2 separate regions of the Homo sapiens genome follow, and region 1 is linked to region 2. Evidence: read pairs that join two places in POLR2A ChIA-PET (ENCODE). Cell type or tissue: endothelial cell of umbilical vein. All regions are shown on one strand. Links, peaks and the distances in the headings refer to the core of each region. The heading gives the core; the rest is flanking DNA.

Evidence for each region. Peaks named below come from ENCODE experiments on the same cell type or tissue, not always from the same donor. Only the 100,000 strongest peaks of a DNase experiment are listed, where the experiment ranks them.
Region 1: POLR2A ChIA-PET joins it to region 2 with 6 read pairs; 2 of 35 experiments call an interaction of 5 or more read pairs at or near these places.

What each region holds. Positions count from the first base shown.
Region 1 is chr17:44,584,141-44,591,963 of GRCh38, forward strand. No RefSeq gene overlaps it. Among named protein-coding and RNA genes, the nearest start is that of FZD2, 31 kb to the left of the region's middle. RefSeq lists an enhancer at 3,153-3,718. In endothelial cell of umbilical vein, for the core only: no CTCF peak of the experiment used is centred there; a DNase peak (open chromatin) is centred at 3,401; H3K27ac peaks cover 1,603 bases.
Region 2 is chr17:43,967,364-43,975,186 of GRCh38, forward strand. It overlaps a transcript of PYY not described here. Among named protein-coding and RNA genes, the nearest start is that of PYY, 17 kb to the left of the region's middle. In endothelial cell of umbilical vein, for the core only: no CTCF peak of the experiment used is centred there; no DNase peak of the experiment used is centred there.

The DNA.
Region 1 (7,823 bases), core at 1,274-6,273, 620 kb after region 2:
CGGATGTTGTTTGCTTCATGACTGGCAGGTTGAAACTTCCTCAGATTAGGTGCCAGCTAAACATAAAATGTGTTTGCTAGCAGCGCTTTTAGATTAAAGTAAGACCAAGAAAAAGCTAGGGTTCCTGTTCCCTTCTGTGTGGGAAACCTTTGCAGGTTTCTTTGCAGTGCAGAGCACTTCACCTTGACAGGAGGGAGTCCTGGCCCACCAGGCAGAGTAACTGCTTGCTCACCTGCCTGCTTCATAAACCTGTGATCAACCTGAGGCTCACACCTTATTGAGGCCTCCTCAGAATAAGGGCAGAATCAACACCTGGGAACTTTGAATGACTCTCTTCCCGGTTCCAGTTCCCAAGAACGGCAACCTGAAGGAGCCCACATCTTTCTTTGGCAGCTTAACTAATGTAATGAGACCTGCAGTTCATCCACAGCCTGAAATTTTCCTCCTAAAGCGCGCTTTTAATCCAGTCACTTGTAGAGGTTCCCCGTGGCCTACTAAATGAAGTGCAAATTCCTTAGCTTGGAATTTAAGGGCCTCCGTGATATGGCTCTGGTCTACATTCCCAGTCCCTTTTTCCACTACCTCACGCTCCAGACTGACTCAGTGTTTCCCCGTGTGCCCACGTTCCCACCCTGCGCCTTCGCCCCAGTCGTCCTTTCTCTGCCCAGAACATGTACCCCTGCTCCTCTGCCATGGCGGATGCCCTCCTCTCTCTCTCTTTTCCCAGCCATGCTTTGTTTAGAAAGTAAGAATAATGAGGTTTTTCTTTTTAAGAAAAATATAGGCCGGGCATGGTGGCTCACGCCTATAATCCCAGCACTGTGGGAGGCTGAGGCAGATGGATCACTTTGAGGTCAGGAGTTCAAGACCAGCCTGGCCAACATGGTGAAACCCTGTCTCTACTAAAAATACAAAAATTAGCCGGGCATGGTGGTGGAAGCCTATAATCCCAGCTACTCAGGAGGCTGAGGCAGGAGAATCGCTTGAACCCAGGAGGCGGAGGTTATAGTCAGCCGAGATTTCCCCACTGCACTTCAGCCTGGGAGACAGAGCAAGACTCTGTCTAAAAAATAAAAATTATATATATATATATATATATATATATATATATATATATATAAATTTCCCATATCCTTCAGGGTCTTTCTCAAAGGTAACTGGCCCACAGCTGCCTGCTCATCCCACGTCTCAGGGGATGATCTTTCCTGGCCTGGCTCCCACTCAGGCTTCGTTTCTCCACCTCTCATGTCTCAAGTCCCCTCTATCTTGCATCCTCGTTCCTGCCCCACCCCAGTGAGCGCTGGAGAGCCAAACAGGTGTCTGTCATCTATGCACTGTCTACCGCTGATCAGTATCAGCCAATCGTCTGATCTGAGTCACTCTGAAATTGGAGACTCCTCCCCTGCTGCCACCTCCTCTTTCTGCTTTGAGTATGAGAAATGGGAAGAGTTTGGAACCTGTCACTGCAACCGCTGCTGCCACCCCTTCAAGTCCTTCCCTATGAGGGCTCTCCTTTTAACTCACAGCCTCCCCTCTAAAGTCAGGAGATGAGGTCAGCCCTGAACCCCACCCTATGTCCCATCCCCCAGCCGACACAAACACCACAGAGATCAATGGGGACCTGTGTTCTAGGCTTGGGATGAAACTGTCCCGTTTGCTCTTTTCCTGAGGTAGGTACCATGGTTACGTGTCTGGCCGGAACATTTGTTCACTTTGAGTTCTTGGAATGAATGCGCCAGAAAAGGGAGAAATCAAAAGCCATCTCTTCTGTGGCCCTGGTCTCTTGCGTGTGCAGATAGGCATGGTCACCTCTCTGCTAATGACCTGTGTGGTATTAGGTGGTGATGTATGCACTGGCGAGGCTGGAGGAAGACAACCTGGCCCTTCTCCAGGGCTTGCTTCTGGCACCTTCTGCAGAGCAAAGAGTGGGACCTTGGAGTTAGAATACCTGAGTCCTAGTTCTTACTCCACCATTCGTTCCATAGCAGATGCCCTTGACCAAGGTCCTTAATCCCCCTCAGCCTAAAAATAGAAAATAGTTATATTTTCTTTACCTTCTACATGGGCTTTTCTGAGCATCAAAAGAGAAAATGTATGTGAGAGTGTTGTGCAAATTATTATTATTATTTTTAGACAGAGCCTTGCTCTGTCTCCCAGGCTGGAGTGCAGCAGCACTATCTTGGTTACTGCAACCTCCGCCTCCTGGGTTCAAGCGATTCTCCTGCCTCAGCCTCCGAAGTAGCTGGGGCTACTGGCACGCACCACCCCGCCTGGCTAACTTTTTTGTATTTTTACTAGAGAGGGGGTTTTACCATGTTGGCCAGGCTGGTCTCAAACTCCTGACCTCAGGTGATCCTCCTGCCTCGGCCTCCCAAAGTGCTGGGATTACAGGCATGAGCCACCCTGCCTGGCCACAAATTATATATATATATTTGAGACGAAGTCTCGCTCTGTCGCCAGGCTGGAGTGCAGTGCTGCGATCTCGGCTCACTGCAACCTCCGCCTCCCGGGTTCACGCCATTCTCCTGCCTCGACTTCCCAAGTAGCTGGGACTACAGACGCACACCACCATGCCCAGCTAATTTTTGTATTTTTAGTAGAGACCGCGTTTCATCACGTTGGCCAGGACGATCTTGATCTCTTGACCTCGTGATCTGCTCACCTCGGCCTCCCAAAGTGCTGAGATTACAGGTGTGAGCCACTGTGCCCGGCCTTTAGCCTCTTGTGTTGAATGCCATACCAATCCAGCCTTCTTTGCCACACAGACCTCCTTGGTTCCTTTTCCTTTGGTGTCTTCCTGCCCTGATTCTTTTTTTTTTTTTTTTTTTTTTTTGAGACAGAGTCTCACTCTGTCGCCAGGCTGGAGTGTAGTTGTCCAATCTCGGCTTACTGCAACCTCCACCTCCCTGGTTCAAGCGATTCTCCTGCCTCAGCCTCCTGAGTAGCTGGAACTACAGGCGCCTGCCACCACACCCAGCTAATTTTTGTATTTTTAGTAGAGGTGGGGTTTCACCATGTTAGCCAGGATGGTCTCGATCTCTTGACCTCGTGTTCCGCCCACCTCAGCCTCCCAAAGTGCTGGGATTACAGGCGTGAGCCACTGCACCCAGCCCTGATTCTTAACTCCCTAAGAGTTCTGGGCTTAAAAGTTGCCCCATATTTCCAGCATTTTGCACCTCTGACCCATCGCTTTAGCTGGGTTCCCCATGAGATTGCCTATGCTGAAAAAAATAACTGGATCTGGGGCCGGTGGGGAGTGCACAGAAAGGCACCAGTGTGACCTCCACATTTGTGAGATTGAGGACACCCAATGAGAATCCAGGCTGAGAGAGGCCATGGGCATGACCAGCCAGGGAGCTGCAGCACTTGACAGATAACATTGTTAGACTGTGACTCACTCTCTGCAGTCTGGAAAGCTCAACCTCTCTGCTTGGCCTTCCCAGGAGGGCCACTCAGATCATGCAACCCTCTGAGCTCCAGGTTGGGCAGGCAGAGCGGGGGCCTCTTAATTCCAGAGCTGGACTGTTTCCTCCCCTTCACCCCACATGGAAAATCCCACATGTTAAAAGGTTATGTGTTGGGAGCCTGCAGGGAGAAAAAAACTTGCCCCGTTTGTGCTTTCCAAGAGAGAAGCAGGAGCCATCGGAGCTCCTGACCCTGTCCAGGACCCTGTCCTCTGCTGACCCACGGTGGGGACCCAAACCCAAGCTCTGGGGTTATTTTCTTCCTTTGCTGAAGGCTGTTCCTCGACCTTGAGGCACTCACATCACTCTCTCCTCATTCCCCTCTCCTCCTTCCCTCTCAGGTTTCTCTCCATCATTCTACTGTTTTTATTTTATTTTATTATATATTATTTATTTATTGAGACAGAGTCTCACTCTGTCTGGAGTACAATGGTGCAATCTTGGCTCACTTCAACCTTTGCCTCTCGGGTTCAAGCAGTTCTCCTGCCTCAGCCTCCCAAGTAGCTGGGATTACAGGTATCTGCCATCAAGCCTGGCTGATTTTTTGTATTTTTAGTAGAGACCGGGTTTTGCCAATGTTGGCCAGGCTAGTCACAAACTCCTGACCTCAGGCTAGTCACGAACACCTGCCTCGGCCTCTCAAAGTGCTGAGATTACAGGCGTGAGCCGCCGCGCCCAGACTTTATTTTTATTCATATTTTGAGACACGGTCTTGCCCTATTGCCCAGGCTGGAGTGGAGTGGTGTGAAGACAGCTCACTGTAGCCTTGACCTCCTAGGCTCAAGCGATCTTCCCACCTCAGCCTCTCAAGTAGCTAGAACCACAGGTACACGCCACGATGCCTAGCTAATTATTTTTTCAATTTTGTAGAGATGGGGTCTCGCCATGTTGCCCAGGCTGGTCTTGAACTCCTGGGTTCAAGCAATCCTCCCACCTCGGCCTCCCAAAATACTGGGATTACAGGCATCAGCCACGGCACCCAGCATTCTCCTGTTTCCCATCAACCATATCAGCCCATCAAATCTTTCACAATACAAGAAGGGTGGGTGGGGAGGGGGAAGAGTTTTCCTTTTCCGTCTTACTCCTTTTTCTTCTTTGGATTCCCTATATTTTGGGTGTCGGTAGAAGTCTGAAATGCAAATAAGAATGTCCCACTCTGAAGGCACAGGGAGGGGCTGCTGAATTATTACCCTCTAAATTCTAGCACGTTAGACAGTTCTGGTCTCCTTGCATTCTTGGAGGATGCAAGGACCTGACTGTAATGTGCGGGGGAGACAGTTTGGTCTCTGGGAACCCCCAGTCTGGTGGAGGAACTTAGACTAAAGCAATGGAAGACTGACAGAGCAATATGGTCACAATTGCAAATCCTTCAAAATGCCGGTGCTACAGAGAATAATCAGCATTGTGGCATGACTGTCCAGAAGCAAGTTTTGAACCATTCTGAATAACGGAAGTCCCAGGATCCTTTATTTAAAAAAAAAAAAGTGTAGAGACAGGGTCTTGTTATGTTGTCCAGGCTGGCCTTGAACTGCTGGTCTCAAGCAATTCTTCTGCCTTAGCCTCTCAAGGTGCTGGGATTACAGGCATGAGCCCCTGCACCTGGCCACTCACCCAGGTTTCTTGAAGCAGTATTTTCTCTTCTTTGGGATTAGCCAAGGGCATCTGGAGAAGCAATGAGAACTACCTCCTTTGAGGGGAGAGCGGCCACTTGCACACAGGCTGGGACACCATCTCATAGCTAATAATGACGTTGGTGTGGTCATTTTTCCCAGCTACACAAGCACAAGTCACTTACCACTCACAACCACCCTGTAGGGCGGGTGGCTATGATCACCCCCATTTTCTAAGTGAGGTTCTAAGAAATGAAATCACTGGCAGCTGGCTCACTGATTTGGGGCCAAGCCCAGGTCTTCTGAACGTAAGTCTAGTGGTTATTCTGCTATGCTGCTTGGTCACTTATGAGGCTGGTGTCTAGAGTCATTACTGAGTCTCCAAGTCCCCACTGTCTGCCCCATCCTTGACCCACACAAGTGCCCTGTTCAGTGTTCTGAGGGAAGGCGGAAAGACTCATGCTCAGGACTCAGGCTTCCCAGGCTCCTCATGCTGTTCCTAGGCTTGGTTTGACACCTCTCTTCCCCTATCCTGCCTACCCCTCCCACCCACACCCTCCTAGCCCCAGCTGACTTAGAGGCAGGGAGAGGGAGGCAAGGCCAGAAGGCTTTTGTTTTTCTACGATGGAGAGATGACTGAAATCCCGCCATCTCCCGCAGAAGACAGAGGCAGCTCTGGATTTCCTGTTGCTCTCAACACGGGCCAGATAATTGGAGACAGATTTTGGACTTGGGTTGGGAGGTGAAGTTTGAAATACAGTCGTCAGGCCTCCTGTAAGTTCGTGTGTGTGAGTGCACACTGCTTGGTTGGGGTTTTTTATTAGCTATATGTGTATCTGTGTGTGTGTGCAGATACTTGTATTGGAAATAGTGTATTGTGTCTAGTGTGTGCATGTGTGTTTGTGTGTATTGTATCTAGTGTGTTCATGTGTGTATTGTGTCTAGTGTGTGCATGTGCGTTTGTATGTATTGTGTCTAGTGTGTTCATGTGTGTTTGTGTATTGTGTCTAGTGTGTGCATGTGTGTGTATTGTGTCTAGTGTGTGCATGTGTGTTTGTATGTATTGTGTCTAGTGTGTTCATGTGTGTTTGTGTATTGTGTCTAGTGTGTGCATGTGTTTGTATATGTTGTGTCTAGTGTGTTCATGTGTGTTTGTGTATTGTCTAGTGTGTGCATGTGTGTGTGTACTGTGTCTAGTGTGTTCATGTGTGTTTGTGTATTGTCTAGTGTGTGCATGTGTGTTTGTGTATACCGTGTCTAGTGTGTGCATGTGTGTATGTATTATGTCTAGTGTGTGCATGTGTGTTTGTATTATGTCTAGTGTGTGCATGTGTGTTTGTATGTATTATGTCTAGTGTGTGCATGTGTGTTTGTATGGTGTCTAGTGTGTGCATGTGTGTTTGTATTGTGTCTAGTGTGTTCATGTGTGTTTGTATTGTGTCTAGTGTGCATGTGTGTTTGTGTGTATTGTGTCTAGTGTGTTCATGTGTGTTTGTGTATTGTGTCTAGTGTGTGCATGTGTTTGTGTGTATTGTGTCTAGTGTGTTCACGTGTTTGTATTGTCTAGTGTGTGTGTATTGTGTCTAGTGTGTTCATGTGTGTTTGTGTATTGTCTAGTGTGTGCATGTGTGTGTATTGTGTCTAGTGTGCATGTGTGTGTATTGTGTCTAGTGTGTTCATGTGTGTTTGTATGTATTGTGTCTAGTGTGTGCATGTGTTTGTGTATTGTGTCTAGTGTGTGCATGTGTGTTTGTGTGTATTGTGTCTAGTGTGTGCATGTGTTTGTGTGTATTGTGTCTAGTGTGTTCACATGTGTTTGTATTGTGTCTAGTGTGTGTATTGTGTCTAGTGTTCATGTGTGTTTGTATTGTGTCTAGTGTGTTCATGTGTGTTTGTGTATTGTGTCTAGTGTGTGCATGTGTGTTTGTGTGTATCGTGTCTACTGTGTGCATGTGTTTGTGTGTATTGTGTCTAGTGTGTTCATGTGTGTTTGTGTATTGTGTCTAGTGTGTGCATGTGTGTTTGGTACCTGTGCTCCTTGTACATCTTTAGTGTTTAAGACTCCGCGTGTATGTGTATGTGTGAGAAAGTATGTAAGTGTGTGTCTGGGGCTCTGTGAGTGGCTCCCTTGTTTTGTTTAATTTTTTTTCCTTTGTGAGATTCAGTCTGGCTTGGAGAGTCCCCACCAGTCCTTTCAGGATCTTATTACTCACGACTTGGTGATTAAATGTAATACAATAATTAAGATTTTTTTTTAAAAAGGAAGGAAGGCAGATGGCCTTCGGGGAGATAACATGAGGGGTAGAAAGCAGCCAGAGTGCCTTGAGAGCAGACAGCCAAGGGTGAAGGGGACCTGCAGGGCAGAGGGGCTCTTTTAGGAGGTACAGACAAGGCCCCAGTTTCCCCCCATCTCTCTGATGGAAAAAGGCAACACGCGCTTCCACAACGGTTTAGCTGCCTCTACCCCTGAAGGTTGGGCAGGGGAGGGGCTCCTATTGCCTTCCTGCCTGAATCTCTACCCTGGAAGAAGAATCAAGCCCCTTTCTTCTAAAGGCCTACGTGCACATTCACTAATGCGAATTTTGCTATAAATGACATGCAGACCAGTTAGGAAGTAGTCTTCTCATAACAACAACCACAGCTAGCCATGGTGTACCTGCAGCACATCAGACTCCAGCTGGGTACTTTACATGTGTTTTTGTATCTGTGTGTGTGTGTGTAAAATCACTTATAAGCTTGTTATTACCTT
Region 2 (7,823 bases), core at 1,675-6,674:
GTGCAGGTTAGAGGGAGTGAGATATCAGGGCCTGTCCACAGCAGGCGAGCCCCATACCTCACCCCACAGAGCTGTCACATTCAACTCCCTCTGAAGCTGTGGAACTTGCAGCTCAGACCACAAACTCTGGGGCTAGGATGACTGGGTTGGCCACTGACTAGCTGTGTGATCTTAGGAAAATTACTTAACCTCTAAGGGCCTCAGTTTTGTCATCGGCCACATGTATATAACAATAGCATCTACTTCATATGGTTGTGATGGTTTAAAAAGCTATTAGGTTCCAGATGAGATGGAGTAAGCAGCCTCCACCCTGTCTCTCCTGCTGAATGCTGCTGTGAAACATGGACAGACACGCACGGGGCAGCTCTCTGAAGAGTGTGAAAGTAAACACAGCGGGGAAACGGGGGAAGAAAGCCAGAATTCAACGTTCCACTGAGCTGAAATGAGTTTCTCATTTTTCCTCTGATATTCCCCAGCCTCGATACAAGACAGCGCCAAATCCAGAATGGGCACTGGGGCTACGAGAGGGATCAACAGGAGAAATGCTCGTTCTGCCTCGAGGAGTGGAAAGGGAAGGTCTAGCACTGAGAGAGAGAAAAGGAACTCCATTTTTCTCTTCTTCATTCTCCCGTGCCCCAGCCCCGAGACAATTCCATGGGAGTAGCAGTGGTGACAGTAGTATCAGTGGCTGCAGGGTCCACAGACAACCAAATCTTTCCCTCTCCGATCAAGAGTTGTGGGCCAGGGGCTGTGGATCATGTCTGTAATCCCAGCACTATGGGAGGCCGAGGTGGATCACTTGCGGGCAGGAGTAAGACACCAGCCTGGGCGTGTATGTGTGTGTGTTTATTTTTAAAAACAGTTGTAGTCCCAAGAAGGAGAACCCCTATAGCTTTCTTCTCTCTGTGTCCTCCTGCCACCTGGCCCTGAACACGGACACAATCATAGGAAGTGTGCAGTAGAGCGGGATAACTAAAGAAGAAATAACACTGATTTTACACAATCTCTTCCAGAAAATAGAACAAGAGAAAATACTCCTTCGTTCATTTTATGAGGGCAACATTACCCTGAGACCAAAATGAAACAAAGATATTGTAAGAAAAAAAAACTACAGATCAATATCTCTCATGGACATATATGTAAAAATCTTCAACAAAATATTAGCTGGCCAGGCGCGGTGGCTCATGCCTACAATCCCAGCATTTTGGGAGACTGAGGCAGATGGATCACTTGAGGTCAGGAGTTCGAGAGCAGCCTGGCCAATGTGGTGAAACTCTGTCTCTACTAAAAATACAAAAATTAGCCAGGTGTGGTAGTGTGCACCTGTGGTCCCAGCTACTCGGGAGGCTGAGGCAGGAGAATTGCTTGAACCCAGGAGGCAGACGTTGCAGTGAGCCAAGATTGTGCCACTGCACTCCAGCCTGGGCAGCAGAGTGTGACTCCATCTCTAAATAAATAAATAAGCCGAGCTCAGTGGCTCAAGCCTGTAATCCCAGCACTTTGGGAGGCCAAGGCGGGTGGATCGCCTGAGGTCAGGAGTTTGAGATCAGCTTGACCAATATGGTGAAACCCTGTCTCTACTAAAAATATAAAAATTAGCCAGGCATGGGGGCATGCGCCTGTAGTCCCAGCTACTCAGGTGGCTGAGACAGGAAAATGCCTTGAACCTGGGAGGCAGAGGCTGCAGTGAGCCAAGATCGTGCCACTGCACTCCAGTCTGGGCGATAGGGTGTGACTGCATCTCAAAAAGAAAAAAATATTAGACAACTGAACTCAGGAATATATAACAAAAAAAAATGTATATGTTACAATCAGGTGGGATTTATCCTGACAATGCAAGGCTGGTTCAATATTCAAAAATCAATCACTTGGCCAGGTGCAGTGGCTCACACCTGTAATCCCAGCACTTTGGGAGGCCGAGGCGGGTGGATCACTTGAGGTCAGGAGTTCTAGACCAGCCTAATCAACATGGTGAAACCCTGTCTCTACTAAAAATACAAAAATTAGCTGGGCCGTGGTGGCGGGCACCTGTAATCCCAGCTACTCCAGAGGCTGAGGCAGAAGAATCGCTTGAACCCAGGAGCAGAGGTTGCAGTAAGCCAAGATCTCACTACTGCACTCCAGCCTGGGTGATAGAGCAAGACTCTGTCTCAAAAAAAAAAAAAAAAAAAGCAAATGCTCATATTGATTGATAAAGAAAAACCATTTGACAAAAATTCAAAATCCACTCACAATTAAAAAACAATACTCTTAGGCCAGGCTGGGTATCTCACGCCTATAATTCCAATGCCTTGGGAGGCTAAGTCAAGAGGTAGGTATTGCTTGAAGCCAGGAGTTCAAGACCAGCCTGGGCAACATAGTAAGACCCTGTCTCTACAAAAAAAACTTTTTTTTTTTTGAGATGGAGTCTCGCTCTGTCACCCAGACTGGAGTGCAGTGGCGCCATCTCAGCTCACTGCAACCTCTGCCTCCTGGGTTCAAGCAATTCTCTGCCTCAGCCTCCCGAGTAGCTGGGATTATAGGTGCCCGCCACCGCACCCGGCTAATTTTTTGTATTTTTAGTAGAGATGGGATTTCACCATATTGTCCAGGATGGTCTTGAACTCCTGACCTCATGATACATCTGCCACGGCCTCCCAAAGTGCTGGGAATACAGACATGAGCCACCACGCCCAGCCAAAAGTTTTTTTAATTTGTTGGGCATGGTGGTGCCTGTAGTCTCAGCTACTGGGGAGGCTGAAGTGGGGGAATCGCTTAAACCCAGGAGTGTGAGGTTACCGTGAGCCATGATCACACCACTGTACTCTGCCTGGATAAAAAAACAAGACCCTGTCTCTTAAAAAAAAAAAAAAAAAAAAAAAAAGCTGGGGAAGGTGGCTCATGCCTGTAATCCCAGCACTTTGAGTGGCTGAGGCTGGAGGATCATTTGAGGCCAGGAGTTCAAGATCAGCCTGGGCAACATGAAAAAACCCCATCTCTACTAAAAATACAAAAATTCCTGGGCGTGGTGGCACATGCCTGTAATCCCAGCTACTCAAGAGGCTGAGGCATGGGAATTGCTTGAATCCAGGAGGCAGAGGTTGCAGTGAGCTGAGATTGCACCATTGCACTCCAGCCTAAACGACAGAAGGAGACCCTGTCTAAAAAAAAAAAAAAGACAGTGAGTGTAGTACAGGTGAAATGACAGATAGCTAGGTCAATGGAACAGAATAGACAGTACAGAAATAGACCCATGCAAATATGGCAAATTGATTTTTGACCAAAGTGCAAAGACAACTGAATGGAGAAAGGACTCCTAGAACCGCCAGCATAGTCAGGACACAGAAGGACTGTATCACTCCGAAGGACCCCCTAGTACTATCCCTGTGTGGTCAGGCCTCTCAGCCCTAATGTTTGCACCCACTACCATCACTATAGTTCTATCTTTTAGGGAATATCACACAACTGGAATAATACAGTATGTGACTTATTGAGACAGGCTTTGTCCACTCCTAATGCCCTTGAGATGACTCCAATTTGTTCTGTGTATCAATAGTCCATTCCTTTTTCTTGCTGAATAGTAAATATGCCAATATATTAATGTGGTTTGTTTACTCAGTTACCCATTGAAAGACATTAGGGCTGTTTCCATTTTGGATCAACTATGAATAAAGCGGCTATAAACATTCATGTGGGCATATTCATCTCTCTAGGATAAATACCCTGAAGAGAGTTTTCTGGGTCATATGTAATTGTGTGCTTAATTTTAGAAAAAGTGCAAAATGTTTTCCAGGATGGCTGTACCATTTTGCATTCCCACCATCAATGGACAAGAGTTCTAATTGCTCTGCACCCTCTCGGCACTTCGGATTGTCAATATTTTTTATATTACCCATTCTAATGTGTGGATAGTGCAGCTCATCATGGTTTTAACTTGCATTTTCCGGCCAAGCGTGGTGGCTCACACCTGTAATCCCAGCACTTTGGGAGGCCAAGGTGGGCAGATCACGTGAGATCCTGAGTTCAAGACCAGCCTGGCCAGTATGGTGAAACCCCATCTCTACTAAAAATATAAAAATTGGCCGGGCATGGTGACACAAGTCTGTAATCCCAGCTACTCAGTAGGCTGAGGCAAGAGAATCACTTGAACCTGGGAGGTGTAGGTTGCAGTGAGCCAAGATCATGCCACCACACTCCAGCCTGGGTGACAGAGCAAGGCTCTGTCTCAAAAAAAAAAAAAAAAATTGCATCTTTCTGTTGTCTAATGATGTCAAACATCTATTCATGTGCTTATCTGCCATCTTTATATCCTCCTTGGTGCAGTGTCTGTTCATGTGGTTTTTTTTTTTTTAAGTGGGTTGTTGGTTTTCTTATTGTTGAGTTTGAAGGGTTCTTTATATATTCTGGATACAAGTCTTTTGCTGAATATGTGATTTGCAACTATTTTCTTTCAGTCCGTAGCTGGTTTTTTCGTTTTCTTAACCCTGTCTTTCATAGAACAAAAGTTTTTATTTATGATGAAGTCCAATTTATCAATTGTTCTCTTTTGTGACTCATTCTTTTGGGTGTCCAGTCTAAGAACTATTTGCCTAAACTGAGGTCATGAAGATTTTCCCCTACTTTTCTCTAAAGTTTTATTATTTTACATTGCTTTCCCTTTTGAGCTAATTTTTGTATAAGGTATGAGGTTTCGGTTGAAATTCTCTTTTTTGTGTATGAATGTTTATTGTTCAGACACCATTATTGGGTCTAGGAATCTATACATGTGTTAAAGCTCATAAAGCTGTACACCAACAAAATGGTCAATTTTATTTTATGTTACTTTAGTTATTTATTTATTTTATTTTATTTTATTTATTTATTTATTTATTTATTTATTTATTTATTGAGAGAGGGAGTCTCATTTTGTCACCCAGGCTGGAGTGCAGTGGCGTGATCTTGGCCTGCTGCAACCTCCACCTCCCAGGTTCAAGTAATCTCCTGTCTTAGCCTCCTGAATAGCTAGGACTACAGCTGTGTGTCACCACGCCGGGCTAATTTTGTATTTTTTTTAGTAGAGATGGGATTTCACCATGTTGGGCCAGGCTGGTCTCAAACTCCTGACCTCAGGTGATCTGCCTGCCTCAGCCTCCCAAAGCACTGGGATTACAGGCGTGAGCCGCCACACCCGGCCAACTTTATGTTACTTTAAAAAACATTTTTTTTTTTGAGACAGGATCTCAATCACCGAGGCTGGAATGCAGTGGCACAGTCATAGCTCACTGTAACCTTGAACTCGTGAGCTCAAACGATCTTCCCACCTCAGCCTTCCTAGTTGCTAGGCAAACAGGCATGCACCACTATACCCGGCTAATTTGTATTAGTATTTATTTTTGGTTTTGTTTTGTTTTTTTGAGACAGAGTCTCACTCTGTCGCTAGGCTGGGGTGCAGTGGCGTGATCTCGGTTCACCGCAACCTCCGCCTCCTGAGTTCAAGCGATTCTCCTGCCTCAGCCTCCCAGGTAGCTGGGACTACAGGCGTGCCACCAAGCCCACCTAATTTTTGTATTTTTAGTAGAGACGGTGTTTCACCATGTTGGCCAGGATGGTCTTGACCTCTTGACCTCGTGATCCGCCCGCCTCAGCCTCCCAAAGTGCCGGGATTACAGGCGTGAGCCACCGCACCCAGCCTATTTTTGTTGAGACACGATCTCACTATGTTGCCCAGGCTGGTCTCAAACTCCTGGCCTCAAGTGATCCTCCTGCTTCAGCCTCCCAAAGTGCTGGATTACAGATGTGGGCCACAGCACTCTGCCAAAAAAGTCATTTAAAAAAAAAAAGTTATTTCTAAAGTGCTTAGAACAGAACCTGAAAGTAAGTTTTTAAAAAGTGTTTGTCACTTAAAGATAAATTCCTGGCTTCCTAGGCAAGCCACCCTCCTACTGTAAGCACCCATGGGTGGCTACTGACAGATCAGGAGAGTCTCTGGGGTTTGTGCCTGGTGTGGGATCACATCCTAGGTCGTTGTGGAGGAAAAGTTAAATATTAAATCTGAACTCAATTGAACATGGACACAAACAATGGTCACCAAGTACCAGAAGGGGCTGTGTGAGCCCCTTGAGGCATTCATCCAGCGCTGTTTTGGAGAAATCTCTATTTCAATCTATTCCTATACGTTACTGAAAAACAAAGCTGGGCGTGGTTGCTCACGTCTGTAATCCCAGCACTTTGGGAGGCCAAGGTGGGTGGATCACCTGAAGTCCAGGAGTTCGAGATCAGCCTGGCCAACTTGGTGAAACCCCGTCTCTACTAAAAATACAAAAATTAGCCAGGCATGGTGGCGGCCACCTGTAATCCCAGCTGTTTGGGAGGCTGAGGCAGGAGAATCACTTGAACCGGGAAGGCAGAGATTGCAGTGAGCCAAGATCGTGCCTCTGCACTCCAGCCTGGGTGACAAAGCACGACTCCGTCTCAAAAAATAAATAAATAAGTATATAAGAAAAACAACAGACAATCGCAAAAACAAGTTGACCTTTTTGTGTTCCTTGAGCCTGGTCACGAAGGGCCTTCGTGCCTGGACCTCATGCCAAACAACTCGTTACAAAAGAGCTAGGGTCCTAGATTGTGCCAAAGCTTCATGAGACCTCTTCCTTGTCTGTGCACGGACAAGTGGCCGACTCTGGAGCCGACCCAGGCTGTTGCTTCCCAGTCTGGTGGTGAATCCTCCATAGTCTGGTGAGTATGAATATCTTTTCCCTTCTCCCCTTCCCATTGCAATTTGCTTATTATATCAATCTGCTTATTATTATATCATTTGCTTATTATATCTACATTGCCATTTACATGGGATAAAGGTTGTTTACCCTTAAAGGTATCGTGGGTGTGTCTTTTCTTCCCTCGCGCATTTCCCGCACATAACATTTGTGTCCCCGGATGCTACTGTGCAAGCAGAAGAGAAGCAACAGGCAGATTCAGACCGTCCTGCACAAACTGCCCCCTTTACTAGTAGAGGGTGGGGTGGAAGGGCAGGCAGTGGGGGATGGTTCTAGGTGAACACGCAGGCACCTTTGGAGGGAGGTGTCCCATGGTTGCTCAAAGCCCCACTCCAGAATCCGACAAAACCTGCTTCAAACCCTGTGTCAATTGTTCACCCAGTCTCTGTGGTGTGAGCAAATCATTTCATCTCTGAGCTTTGGTTTTGTCATCTGTGAAAAATAGGTCATAAAAGTGCCCGTAAAGGGTTAGGAGGATTGAATGAAATAATGGCTGTCAGAAGCTCAGGACTGTTGCCAGCTCAATGTAAGCACCCCATAACGTGCTACATTTTCTTGCTATTGTTTGCAATAAAGAGACTGGCAGGATGCGCCCTCAGTGTGAACAGTGGAGTTATCTTTTGTTGCGGGAATTCGGGTCCTAACATTGTATTCTAAAAATGTTCAGAGTTACAGCAAATTGAAAAAGGCTGTTCAGCAAGTGGTGCTGGTGAGGATTAGGATGCTTTTTCTTTCTTTTGGCTTAGCTATAGTTTATATTTTTCTACAGCAGACATATATTATTTCGATAATTAGAAATAAATATGGGGGGGAGGATAGGGAAAAAAAAGTTCAACAGAGTAGGACAAAGGACAGAGCCCTGTGGTGCAAAGCCGCCATCTCCCGCTTTCAGTCATGGATTGCCTTTAGAAGCAGCCTCTCATTTAATTAGAAATTCTTCCAGCCGTTGAGCCATTTCGCCCACACATCACCCCATGTCTGCAGGATGTCAGGAGAGATTGTGCTGTGTGCCTTGCTGAAGTCCAGACATGAGGAGTTGCGGCACTCCTATCCCCGACCAAATAATTCCATCAACGGGGAAAATCAGATCAA